2 separate regions of the Mus musculus genome follow, and region 2 is linked to region 1. A link is a contact called in ENCODE Hi-C or POLR2A ChIA-PET data. All regions are on one chromosome and are shown on one strand. The core of a region is the stretch at or near the end of the contact, and the rest is flanking DNA. Distances in the headings are between cores, read along the strand shown. Region 1 has its middle 4.2 kb from the start of Ebf1. Region 2 overlaps Ebf1 (early B cell factor 1).

Region 1 (6,382 bases), core at 2,129-4,628:
GGAAGGAGCGTGGCCTTAGAGAGCGAGAGAGGGGGCAGAGGGAAGGAGATGGAGGTATCCTGAGTCGAAGGGGTATGCACCATGGCAGTTCTTAAGCATCCCTTCCGAGCCCTGAGCGCGACGGAGGCGTACTGACTGCGTTCTCTTTGGGCAGACGCCTAGTCCCTTGCTTGCCTGTCCTGGGACTTCGGGGGCAAACGTGGAGGAAAAAAGGACTGACCAGGCAGAAAAGGCAGGATGCCCATCCCAGGTGTCCAGCTCTTCACTCTGAAACAAGGGTGGCGGGATGAACTTTATGTGCGCGAGATCGAGACTTGAGGGCACTCGGAAGACATTATCTCCGTGTCAGGAGAGGTAGAGAAACCTAAAGCCCCAACCAATACGACTTTAGTAGACCGCAAGGGAATGGGCATTCTAGACTCAGTCTTCAGCAGGCTTCTGAAATGCCTCTAACTCTGGTGCTAACCCAGACACGAATGCTGTTGGGCGCGGTTTTCACTCGGTCACTACTCTCCAGAAGTCCCTAAGAGTGAATGAGTCTCTGGGGCTATGCAGCCTGCGACTCTAAATATCTTCAGATCCTCAGTCCCTTCTCCTGCTCCGCAAAGTAGCTTTATTTTTCTTTAACAACTGCAGCAAGGGTGTTGCCTTCTCTGATTAGTTGGTTATTTGGCACACAAAGTTCTTTCTGTTAAAGGGGAAGGGGGCTTGAACCAACTTCCATCACAGCCATAGGGAGAGAGACTGGGATGTAGAGAAGAGAGATGAGAGGTTGGGAGGGAAACGGGGAGAAGAGGAAGTGGATAAGGTGGAAGAATGTAAGGGGAGGAAGGAAGACAGGAAGAAACGGAGGGAGAAGAGGGTAACTTGTCTCCCATCTCAGGCCTATTGACCTTTGTGTTATGGCTAAGGAGGAAATGAGTGGAGGTTTATGGGTAATATGCCTACCCCATCATTTAAAAAAAATGGTTGCAGCGTTTAATAAGCTCGTGGTAAATGTATCATTACTCTTAGAGGACATCCTGGATGCAGCCAAGGCTGCCAAGGACTCCTTGGGGGGAAATTCTTTGCCTGAAATCCAGATTCCCTTTTCTGCTGGTCTTCCTTGGCCCTTTGATTTATAAAATGTATTGCAGTCAGTGACGGGAAGGAACACACATCCCTGTTGAATGGAACAATTGAGGCCAGCAAGCATTCTGGTTGCTGGGTCTGTCCAGGGAGGAAAGTGGAGCCCCTTTGTGATGAAAGAGTGGGTGGGTGTATTCCAAGACTACAGGTTGACTGCATGGCCACTATCTTCAGACATAACTTTATCTACTATAGCTCCCAGACTATTTATCTAGACTACAGATGTGCTGGGACATTTCTTTCTGGTCCCATAATTAATGCCATCTCCTCCAAGCCATCTCAGCAGAGATCATCTGATCCACCAGGATCCTCATAGCATATACTAGAGTTTCTAGTACACAGTAGGTGCTGTGTGTGTGTGTGTGTGTGTGTGTGTGTGTGTGTGTGTGTGTGTGTGTGTGTGTGTAAAAAGATGAGTTATATGCTGGTAGACACCAGAACATTCTCCATCTCTATAGATTTTAAATGCACAATTGAAGCTGGGCCTCTTTAAACTTTTTCAAAGCTCCAAGCTGTGCTGATGTCCCAGACCCAGGATCCTCTTAACGTCAGGAGTACACAGAATAAGCCCCTTCCTTAAGTTCAGTGGTGACCCTTCAAGGTAGGGGCATCAGGAAGCATTGGCCACCCTTCTACAATGGGTCCCAGGAAGCCCTAGCTTAAGACTTAGGCTTAACTCTTCTTAACTGCTTGAGTCTCCACTTTTCAGTAATCAAGCCAAAACATTAAAAGTTGAATGTAGTGGGGTAGATGTTCCAGTGATGCACACAGTCAAGAAAGGATCATTGCCCGAATGAGGAGAAACACAGTCACATTGAGGCCTGTGGTTAACAAGAGTCACAAAGAACATAGTCCTCCAGAGGAGGTCGGAGGTCGGCTACAAAGGATCCTGGTGTCAGTCAGCACATGAAACCCACTATCCAGAAAAGAGAAACTGGAACAGAGAATGACAGCTATAGCAGCCCAATTCTCCAGAAATTAACTAAAAAGGAAGCAATTTTTATATCCATAAGCCAGAGGAGGAGGAAGAAGAGGAGGAGAGAAAGGGGAGGAGGAGGAGAGAAAGGGGAGGAGGAGGAGGAGGAGGAGGAGGAGGAGGAGGAGGAGGAGGAGGAGGAAGGGGAGGAGGGGGGAGGAGGAGGGGGGGAGGAGGAGGAGGAGGAGGAAGGGGAGGAGGGGGGAGGAGGAGGGGGGGAGGAGGAGGAGGAGGAGGAAGGGGAGGGGGGGAGGAGGAGGAGGGGGGAGGAGGAGGAGGAGGAGGAGGAGGAGGAGGAGGAGGAGGAGAAGGCAGTGATGGTGGTAAAGAGAGGGAGGCAAGAATCTTTGGATAGCCCTAATTCCCTTTGGCTTGACAGGCAGCCAACACCTCACCTGGGATAGTGGGCATATTTCACTTTCATTAAGCAAAGTGCATTTGTAGATTTTCATCTGGGTGAATTGCCTTTTAACGTGGCTTCTGCATCCAATAATAAATGTTTAAGTATAAGGAAGCCAAAAGGAAGTGGGAGAGAGAGAGAGAGAGAGAGAGAGAGAGAGAGAGAGAGAGAGAGAGAACTCTCTCTCTCTCTGTGTGTGTGTGTGTGTGTGTGTGTGTGTGTGTGTGTGTGTGTGTGTGTGTGAACATTCAGATACCTGGGCCTCCTTCACAGCTGCAGGACCAGAGCCTCTGGCATTGGTACCTAGGAATCTATATTTAAAGACATTTAAAAATTCTTGCCTTCTCCCCAAACAAAGAGACAGGGAAGGAGCCACTGTAAAGGAATATGTTTCTTCTAGAATGATGTTTTCCTGTCGAACTTCTGGCAGATTCTTCAGCTGTGGCTGGAGAGATGGGGTGGTGGTCATGGATAGGTTCTCAGAGGGTCCACACTACCAAGTGGGGTTGCCCAGCTTCTCAGGTCCCCCAGTGCTGGAGGAAGTTGAGGCTAGGGCCCAAGAATTCCCTCCCCCTGTGCTCTTCAAGCCCAACCAGTGGCACCCAGGCCATCTCGAACTTCTGTAGACCCAGACCCCCTTTCATGGGGCATATAAAATGATGCAATAACTTCTAGGGGCTCAGGTAAAATTATGCTCCCCTGCTTGCCTTTCAGTAAAAAGAAAGACCCCCCTGAATTGAGTGGAACTGGGATCAGAAGGAATGTCCCAAGAAAAGAGGGGATGGCTTTTGCTTGTCTGCCCCCAGGAGGCAGGCTTGGGACTTGTCCTGAAGCGTGTTCTACTTTTCTCTTTTTGAGGACCCCCCACCCAACAGTCGGGGAACTGCCCCCTCACCTTTTTTAGCTTTCTTGCCAGAGGTAGCTGCGACCCCAGTGGGACAACGGGCTCTTCATCCAGTGCTGGGTAGAACTGGAAGTGGGCGACAAAGCGCCTAAGCTCAAAGGCCCTCTGAGAGCTTCTGGGGAGTTGCGGGCCACTAGACGTCTGAGATGTGTGACTGGGACAGGCCGAAGCCAGGCCACTATCAAGGGAACCCGGTAGAGTCTGTAGCGACCTGGAGTCCTGGGAAAGCGGGGTGCAGCCAGGCAAGGGCGAGGGCGATGGGAAGATACCACGGATGCGTGTTGGGACTGCCGAACACTGGGACCCACGCGCCCACTAAACCCTGGTCTGTCCCCGGGTGGCATTCACCCACCTCTGTGGGGAGCGTGGGAGCCGCAGGCCAGAACGCCACCGGAAATCCGGACTCTGATCCGGGCTTGCGACCTCGCGGCGCTCCGGAAAAGTCCCTCCTTTGCTCATCCAGTCTCTGTCCCTGGGATAACCCTCCTTTTCTTGGAACCAACTAGAAAACTGAAGAAGAGGGTGACAGCCACTCGCAGGAGGTAGAGAACGATTAAACAATCTCTAAGGCTCTGTCGCAGAGACTGCAGTCAACGTGGGTAGGACCAGGCGCGGTGCGGTTCCACAAAACTGTCCCCTCTCAGAACGAGCTGAGGCCTCTCTCGGGTTTCCCCCGGGATCGTCCCAGACAATAAATAGATCCCATTTGTTGCTAGGTTTACCGGACATGAAATTACTCAATCGCGACTACAGTCCACTCCCATTGTACAGGTGAGGAAACGGAGGGTTTTTAAGAGAAGCGGAAGCGAATGAAATCTTGTTCCTGCCACACCGCTAATAAAGTTACCAAGACATTGTCTCAGGGACCAGTGCTCTTAACCTTGGAGTCAAACCTCCACCCGGCAGAGGCAGCTAAGGGCTATTCAACACCACTAGAATTCTTGGGTGCACTGAGTCCTGGTTACACATAGCGGGGGAGGGAGATAAGGGGAGCAGAGTGAAAGAGAGAGAGGGCGCTTGTCACGGTGAGGACAAACCACACAGAAGTCAGGAGAGTGTAGTTTCAGGAAAATCTTAACGAATATGATTATTTGAAAACAAGTTTGCGCTGTAATGTAAGTGGGTGCCTTTCCCCTCTCCTTCCCAGACAGGACTCCCCAGGGACGTGCCAGCTCCAGCCCTAGCTGTGTCACGTCCTCTCCCAGTCCCAGCTAAGGTCTAAGCTTGCCTAATGAAACGACCTTAAGTACAGGACTTTGCTATGATGTCCGATGTCCACGATGTCCACTACAGGCCAGAAATCAGAACAGCTGAGCATGTGTTTTAATTGTGGGTTGGGGGGACATGGTTCAGTCTTGGTCTGAGCACGGATAGCTAAAACCCGACGTAATTCTGAGTTGAGAGAAAATAGCTGGTGGTGTTCCAGAAAAAGAACTCTAGGCTGGTGCCGCCCAGGGGTGGAGTTCAGCTGGTACCCCACTTTGAGAATTTTGCTTATCTGCCTAGGAGACTAAAGCTGGCTTTCTCCACATAGGAGGTGGGGTGGGGTATCCAAGGGTTTTAGAAGGGAGCTCTCCAGCAGTTTATAAGTTAACACTGCTTAAGTTTTAAAACAAACTGAGATGGAAGAAAGAAAAAAAAAAGCAGGGAGTTGGGGGGGGGGGCTATAAAGATTTAAGAGAGAAAAGGGCCTGTTTCCCTAAAGGAAAGTTAAGAAAGGAAAAGCGCATTCGAGAGGTGGGTTCAGGATACCCAAGTGAGAAAAACTGTGTGCTCCTTTTTTGGGGGCAGCTTTCTGGGTATTTGCGCGGTGGCGCTGTGCGCTTCCTGGTCCTTATTGGTAGCTTTGTTTAAAGTGCCTGTGGTGTGAATGCAGACACGGGTTTTCAATCAGCGAGCCTCAGCTACATTATTTGAGGGTCTGAACAGTGCATTCTTGGCTCCGTGTGAGCGCGCGTGCTTCAGTGCGGGCCCAAGGGGTGCACAGGTGCACCTCTATCTCGAGTGTGCATGAGAGTCACGTGAAGACATAGTTTATGTGAGTACAGTGTGCAAGCACAGAACTTGGGTACCGAGCAAGATCGTACACGCGAGTCTGAGCCCGCACTTGTGTGTGTTAACTGCCGCAAAGACATCCTAAGAATCAAAGTCCAGCTAGGCGAAAGCAGCAGGCTGCGTGGAAATCGAGGTGTCAAGGGCAGCGGTGAGACTGCAGGTCCCTTGGCCTTACGGGTGGGAGGGAGCCTGCTGGAGGAGCGCAGGGCATGGCCACAGGCCGGGGGTGGGCGCCCAGCTCAGCTCCCTGCAGACCAGGTGTAATTTCCACCCACAAATTACCCGAACTGAGAGCGCAACGGTCCCTGCTGGACAGTTCCGCGCTCTTAATGGTTCCTCGCGGACAGTTTCTGATTATTGATGCGGCGTCCAAAAAGAGACCGCTTCCGGGAGATTTGCTTGTGTGTTCATTCCCCTTATCGCTGTTGATTTGCTTGGCTGCTACAAAGACCCAACCAAGCCGACCAGCGCGACCAAGAAAGAAGTCCTGAGCGGATTCCATAGTGCAGGCTACTTGCTGGCCAGAATTGTCTTCCAAGGTGGAGTCACAGCGCCACCTCGCGATCCCCTAGCTCCCTTGCGGTACTGCCGCTCGAGAAGGAGACTTTGCAGGTCCCCAGCCTATAAATTCCCAATGCTGGTTCACACTCAACATTTCTTTATTCGGTTAATAAGTTCTTCATTTTCCCAGGCACACCTTGAACACTTCTGGACTACCCACCCGTCAGGGTTCAATCTCCAAGGTTGCCTAAATGAACCTCTCTCTCCAAGACAGCCCATGGGTACCTTTCCTCAGCTTCCCCTAAGGCTCAGTTCACACTGTCAGAAATACAGTCTCGCTTCCCTCCCTGATCAAGCAACTCCTCAATAATGTCGAAAATTGTTCTTCAACATCAACCCAATCTAGAACTTATTGCTG
Region 2 (6,382 bases), core at 1,482-3,981, 310 kb before region 1:
ATCTAGTGAATAGGAACACTCGAGTCTGAGGACCAGTGACAAAGAGTTGCATCCAGCATCCTTAAGGGATTGGGGTCAGCCTTCAGTCCGTGTTTAGTTGGACTACTTCCTCTAAAAAGTGGGTTTTTAATTGCATCAACTAGACCAGGATTTATGCTCCTTTATGATTTTATTTTTTCTGGTTTTGGCTTAAAATAGATTTTTAGAGCCTTTCACATTCCTATATCCAAAGTCTGTCCTAAACCCTCGGAAAGCAGTGGGCGTGTCTTAATTGGGGTGTTATTCTTCAGTTCTGTGATACTCTCTAGTTTCTTTTTAAGGGAAAAATTCCAGGGACATTCCATTAAGAAACAAGATTTGTTTGCCAATCCAGGAAGGCAAGCCTCACATCTTGACGTAGTATGGATGTTAAAGATGAGGTGTGAACTTCTGGGAGTGGGCTGGAGAGGGACCTGCATGAGCACAATGCCCTAAGCAGTTGTTTGGATACAAAGAAGTAGAGGCACTGAGGCCTTTTGTCTACACCTTCACTTGTGAAGAGTGACGAGCGCAGAGGTGAACTGCGTAAGGCCCAGGAGCTGGGAGACTAGCCATGACTGAGGGCCCACCACAAGGACAAGCCACATGTCAGTGACCAGGCGGCTCAGAAGTTTCCTAGTTAAACCCACGTGATGTCACTGTAACGATGGATAGACAAGGAGTCTCTGTCTTCATTTCTCTCGATTTCTATTTTCCTCACACAAGAAGAGGCTAGATTTCTTCCTAGGATACATTACGAGTGGCATCTTCTTGTCAGTAGCCCACAGCTGAAGACATGAATTCTTTCCACTCTTATTTAGATTCCCACAAATGAACATATCAACACACATTCCTGCAGAATTCCTTCCCTTAGCTTGCAGATCTGCTGTTTTTAATCTTTGATCTTAATTCCAGTCTGACACAGCTTTCCCAACATGTGATTTCTTAAATTGGTAGCAATTTTTGAACGGTTTAGAAAATCTTAAATAATGGTGGATCAGTCGATCCCTTAGGGTTGGTTGTTTGTTTTTGGGTTGTTTGTTTGTTTGTTTGTTTTTGGGTTGTTTGTTTGTTTGTTTGTTTGCAGGGGAGGAGGTGCTTTGTTTCGTTTTGTTTGAGAATTTATGTAATGGCAGTGATTTAAAATATATATATATGGCCATGTGGCTCTAGGGTATATTTTACTAAACACTGATTAACAATAATTTCTTCTAAATGAGACTTGACCACAAAAGGGAGCAGTACTGAGCAAGGACATTGTCACCAAAGCGGAAGCCATGGCTGACTGCTTCTGGTGCCTCCCGCCCCACCAACGTTTTCCTTTTCTTCTTCTCTTCTTCTTCTTCTCTTTCTTGTTCTTAATAGCAGAGTAAATAAGCAACCAGTGAGGCCTAAATATTTTCGGCCAAAAACAGAGTCCAAACTCCTCAGAGAAAACATTTGGCCTCTGTGGTTTTGTAATATGTTCCAGAACCGCGAGTCCAGCAAGGAACGCTGTGAAAAGCTCCCATCCCCTTGGAATGACGGTGGGGAATGTTACAGTATCAGAAATTTCAATTGGTCCTTTTCCTGCGAGCCCATAATGAGGCTTGTTTAAAAAAAAAAAAATAGAAAGAAAAGAGAATAAAAAAAAAAAAAAAAAAAAAACCTTACAGTGCTATCTGCAAGTTCTCATGGGAAAAATGAATGGCAAGAAACCCTAGATTTAAAAGAAACAGCTAATCCGCTATTTTGATTGTTCTTCAAAACTTATGCTGAACCAATGAGCCTAATTAAAAACACTTGGCCCACTTCTATAAAGCATCATAGCTTTCTCTATGCTTCGTTTGTATACACCACAAAACTCCAGATAGACTTTTTTTTTCAAGCGCTCACTAACAAAGTGCTGACTTTGTTGGGATGGCTGAGCTAATTTCGTGAACTCAGTGTGAAACCTGAGCTAAACAAAATTGTGGTAATTTTCCTTAATTTGTAAAAGTGATTGGAGTGCAAACAAAATTTTCCTCTTGGGTCAATCCTATAATTTTCAATTAACTAAAACTAATCGGCAGGCAGGCACCAACCCTGTGTTTTGTTTAAAGGGCTGGGAGGCATTTCCGAGGGTCAAAATATATTAACTTGGTTTGTTTGTTTGTTTGTCGTTCTGTTTGTCTGTCTCTGTCTGTTGGTGATGAGCTGTCATTGTGTGAGAGAGACAGGGTGGCTATCAAGCATGCTTGGTTTGCTTCATAGCATAAAATTATAGGGGAAGATGCTTTGAGGTAGAACGTTAGAGCAAAAATGAAACCTGCCCATTGGATTGTGTGGTTTAATTAGGATGTGCTAACAGAAGCGCTTCTTCTGTGCTCCAGACCCCTCTGTGTGAATGCAACTTCCCATCTACATGGAGAGGCCTAGCAGACCCTTAATAATAAATGGGGAAGAAAAGCAGTGACTGGCTCCTGAAAGGAGCTAGCCAGGTCATGTGAAACCAAGGGCCCTCAAATCTACCACACCACCCACCCGTGATCAGCCTACACCTCACCTTTGAGCATGTAAGAAACAAAGAGTCTGCCCACCCCTTCCAAAGCAGATGCTGAATTCGACGATGAGATCCCTGGGTGTTTGCTTAGCCCATTACATATATTTCTACATCCTGCCAGCCCAGGTCCCTGCCTGATTGGCTGGGCCTGGTAGGAGGGATTTCAGATGCACCCTGTAACCCTAGCTGCTTACCGCAAGGCACGTCCGTGTGCCAGTGCTGTTGGGGGTGGGGCAGACAAAATGCAGCTTACTGGGGCAGAGAGCACGACCCAGAATAACTATGAAAATTTCCAAATGTGTTTAATTCAAGTGCTGCGGCAGGCTAGAAAAAAAGCAGCACTGTTCGTCAAAGTTCAACCCTGCTCCATAAGCAAACTCCAACAACAAGCTGGCCAATCTACTAGAGAGAGACCTTGGTCCTGTCTAATATAGTCCCGCTCTCTATTTCTCTAAGTAGGCAACCAATTCTTTCAACATGCAAAGCTATTACATCTCCATCAGCTTTAAGTATTACATCTCCATCAACTTTTAGTAATAATAATCAAAGCAATTTCTTCGGTCCTGTATGTACTTGTTGAAATGGGAAAAAAAATCTGTCTTAACAGAAGCGACATTAAACACACATGCACGCGCACATGCACACGATCAAGGAAAACATCTCATGAAGTCAACAGAGCTCTGTGGTTCCCATCTGCAGGCACGCTTACCTGTGTAGATGAATCTGCCTGGTGTCCCTTTGCAGAACTGCTTGGACTTGTACGACAGTGTGACTTCCACCACACCAGGGATGTGCCGAGGAGGTGTCTGAACTCGGATGGCATGAGGAGTTATCAACTGCAGGAGACATGGAAGGAGGAAGGGTCATTGGAATATGTAAAGGACTCATGTCCCAGCTGCCCTACCGTAGCTCTCTATAAACAGAGCTCTAAAACACGTCATTAACCTGTCAGTGGACACCGTCTGGATGGAACCTGTGGAAAAGATGCCGGCAACAACATTTACAAGTGCTCTGCTTATAGCCACAATAGCATTATCTGGGTTTTCCTTCACAGCAGGCCCTGTACTTTCCCGGTTTGGAAAGGGAACCTGGCCTAATGAAATGGTTTATCTCCTACAGGATATCCTTTGGAAAACCTGTTTGCAACAGATGCCCAAATCAGAGTAGAACTTTGCCATGCCTTTCCAGAGGGTATGGGCCTGGTGTTTGAACTGAGCTCTTAAACACGTGGAGAGCACAAAGGTAGGAAACAGTAGGCCTGGGCATCCTAATTAGCTGCAGAACACACGTATGAAAGTCCAGAAGACCATTTGGCGCATTAACTACCAGAGGCACAATCAAAGCATTTTAAAGGGGGGAGCAAAGGATCTGCCCCCCTGGAATAGCTTAGGGCTCTGGATGAACTAAAGACTCTCCATAAAAGAGAAATGAAGGTTGGGGAGGGGGCTGCTGGAGGCTTAGCCTGCCTCTATGCAGGGGCACATGCACAGTGAGGAAGTTCATTTCTGAACGCTATTGGCAATCAAATTATACTATAAAGCAAAATTTATTTTTTATTACTCTTACCTCGTTTTATATAAAGAAAATGTTATTAATGGTCATAAAATGAGCATTATCTAGATATTTGAGAAAAAAAAAAAGAAGAAGAGCATCCCTGGCATTTGACTGCTTGACCTGTGACAGAACTGCATCCTAAGGGATCTCTCTGAGAAGTCAGCAATGGCCTAAACAGCTAAACACGGAAGCATGGACTGAACATACAGAAGCTAGAATATCCTCTATGGGCAGTCTCCAATGAGTCAATGCTAGCTTATGTTTATACTGTTGGATGGCAACAGTGTAGAAGGAGGTTTTATTTAAGTGTGAAAACCAACCAGCTGAAGTGTTTTGCCCGAGAATCGTGGGTGAGGTGATAAGAAACCATATCCAGCCCCTGGTTGCCACCAAGGGAAACTGTCTTAGCACCTTGTGACAGGCAGAAGGATGAGAAAGTTACTCATACTAAAATCCACAACTAATGCTGCAAAATGTTCCTGGAAACATAAGAGAAAGCACTGAGCTCAAGTCATCTTAGGGCTCAGAGATGCCTCATCCTCTTCTCTCGAATACACAGGAAGTCTGAGCTTACTGGCTAGAAACTGAGAGTCACAAAGAAATATTGCACTAAGACCATGCCATAAGGGAACTCTGGAGACCAAGTCTATTGCCATGGCTCGTGTTTTCTGGAAAGCTAAGGATATAGTCACAAAAAGCACCAATGATATTGCCTTGAAAATTTACATTAGATTGGGGAGCTCCTGGACTCTAGAGGACAACCTACTAAATGGACTGAATATCAAGCAACCTTCTAAATATGTGCCTCTATTTACCCATTGGTGAGCACAGCTCTCAGCTCTCATTAAAAATGCATCTTTGTGAAGGGGACTGTGATTCATATGGGAACTTACACTGGTCAAAATGCAGAGAACAAATCTGTGGAGGGATCAGCCTTAAATGGTACATCTCGATCCCACTGCTCCCTGCCAATCAGGAAGCCACATCAACCTCTAGCTGGGGAGCTAATGGTTCCTAATAGAGGAAGAATCGATATTCTTTATAGATGTGGCCCCTGGTAGGAGAACCATGCTCCAGCCAATGGCCCCACCCATGTATACAGGGTCAGCACTAATTAGACTCAGTAAAAAAAAAAAAAAAAGAAAGGGAGAGAGACAAAAAGAAGGATATGAAGTTGGGAGAGGGATCTCTAGGTGTAAGTTGCGGAGTGTCTGAATATAATCAGAATGCATTGTATACAGGTGTGAAGTTCTCGACAAATAGATAACAATGGAAACAAGTATTCTATTCACATTGAAATCCTTCCCAAAATGCTTTGAATGCTGTCTGAATCATGGAGAACATGCAAGGTAACTTAACTTTGATAAACCAAGATCATATTTGAAGTCACCTGTCTTACATCTTGCTGTAATACATTAAAACACTGAGTGATGGCTGAAGTATGAAGTGCTGTCCCCCAACCCTAAAATGCTTCCACACAGTTAAGCACTTGAAATGACTTCTGTTTTAGTCTGTGCTTTTGTCCTCTGCAGCTTCTAATCTGCACTTATAATCTATAGGCATAGAAACAAGGAGATCAGGTTTAATACTGTATAGAGAACAAGAGCCAAACCAGGTCCAGATCCTTCTTTGCCTACCCATGCTTGGCTACCCTCTGACTTCCTGACCACACGGTCTCTATGCAGTCAACCAAAGTCAGAGTAGTCGCGGCCTCTTTTTAGGAATTCAGATGATTACAACATTCACAATATGACTCCTAAAAAAACTATTAACTGTGCGCCATCAAGAATTTCCTGTTTATCGTTCTACTACTGAACAGTTTGTGAGACCAGGAGAAACTCTTGAATCCTCATGTCTGTTCTTAAAAGTTACTAAGGAGAGTCAGGAGAGATGGCTCAGGCGTTAACAGTACACTAGGTATTCTTACAGAGGACGTGGGTTCAGTTTTCAGTATCCAACACCCATATGGAGGCCATATGTAATTCCAGTTCTAGGGGATTCTATGTCTTTTTCTGACCTCCATAGGTACCAGGTGTACCCATGGTATGCATACAAACATGTAGGTAATGCATTCATACACAAAAAATAAAAATAAACAAATCTAAAAATATGTTATGAAATGAATGTCTTCCATACATAATATTCTAAACATTCCTGAAATAAATCCATGTGTAAATATGCTCATAACTCTACTAAATGTTTGACTCCAGTAGGCACAATTACCCTTACAGGAATCCATTCTTCTTAACCCAGTAATATTAGAACACTCACCAAATAACTCACTATCAA

Evidence for each region. A loop is a pair of places that touch in the nucleus more often than their neighbours do. ChIA-PET counts read pairs that join two places held with the same protein, here RNA polymerase II (POLR2A).
Region 2: a map of heart shows a loop between it and region 1 (3-fold over the local background). The contact joins two enhancer-like sites. A Hi-C loop is called at or near these places in 1 of 37 maps with a recorded cell type or tissue (heart). POLR2A ChIA-PET finds 5 or more read pairs at or near these places in 1 of 5 experiments (Patski).

The regions. Positions count from the first base shown.
Region 1 is chr11:44,610,687-44,617,068 of GRCm38, reverse strand. No RefSeq gene overlaps it. Among named protein-coding and RNA genes, the nearest start is that of Ebf1, 4.2 kb to the left of the region's middle. Within about 2 kb of position 3,378, at least 2 of the 3 ENCODE cell types and tissues checked have a DNase peak (open chromatin) inside an H3K27ac peak, as active enhancers do.
Region 2 is chr11:44,921,442-44,927,823 of GRCm38, reverse strand. Ebf1 (early B cell factor 1) reads right to left here. Exons shown (of 16, transcript NM_007897.3): 10 at 3,249-3,375. Among named protein-coding and RNA genes, the nearest start is that of Gm51859, 160 kb to the left of the region's middle. Within about 2 kb of position 2,731, at least 1 of the 3 ENCODE cell types and tissues checked has a DNase peak (open chromatin) inside an H3K27ac peak, as active enhancers do.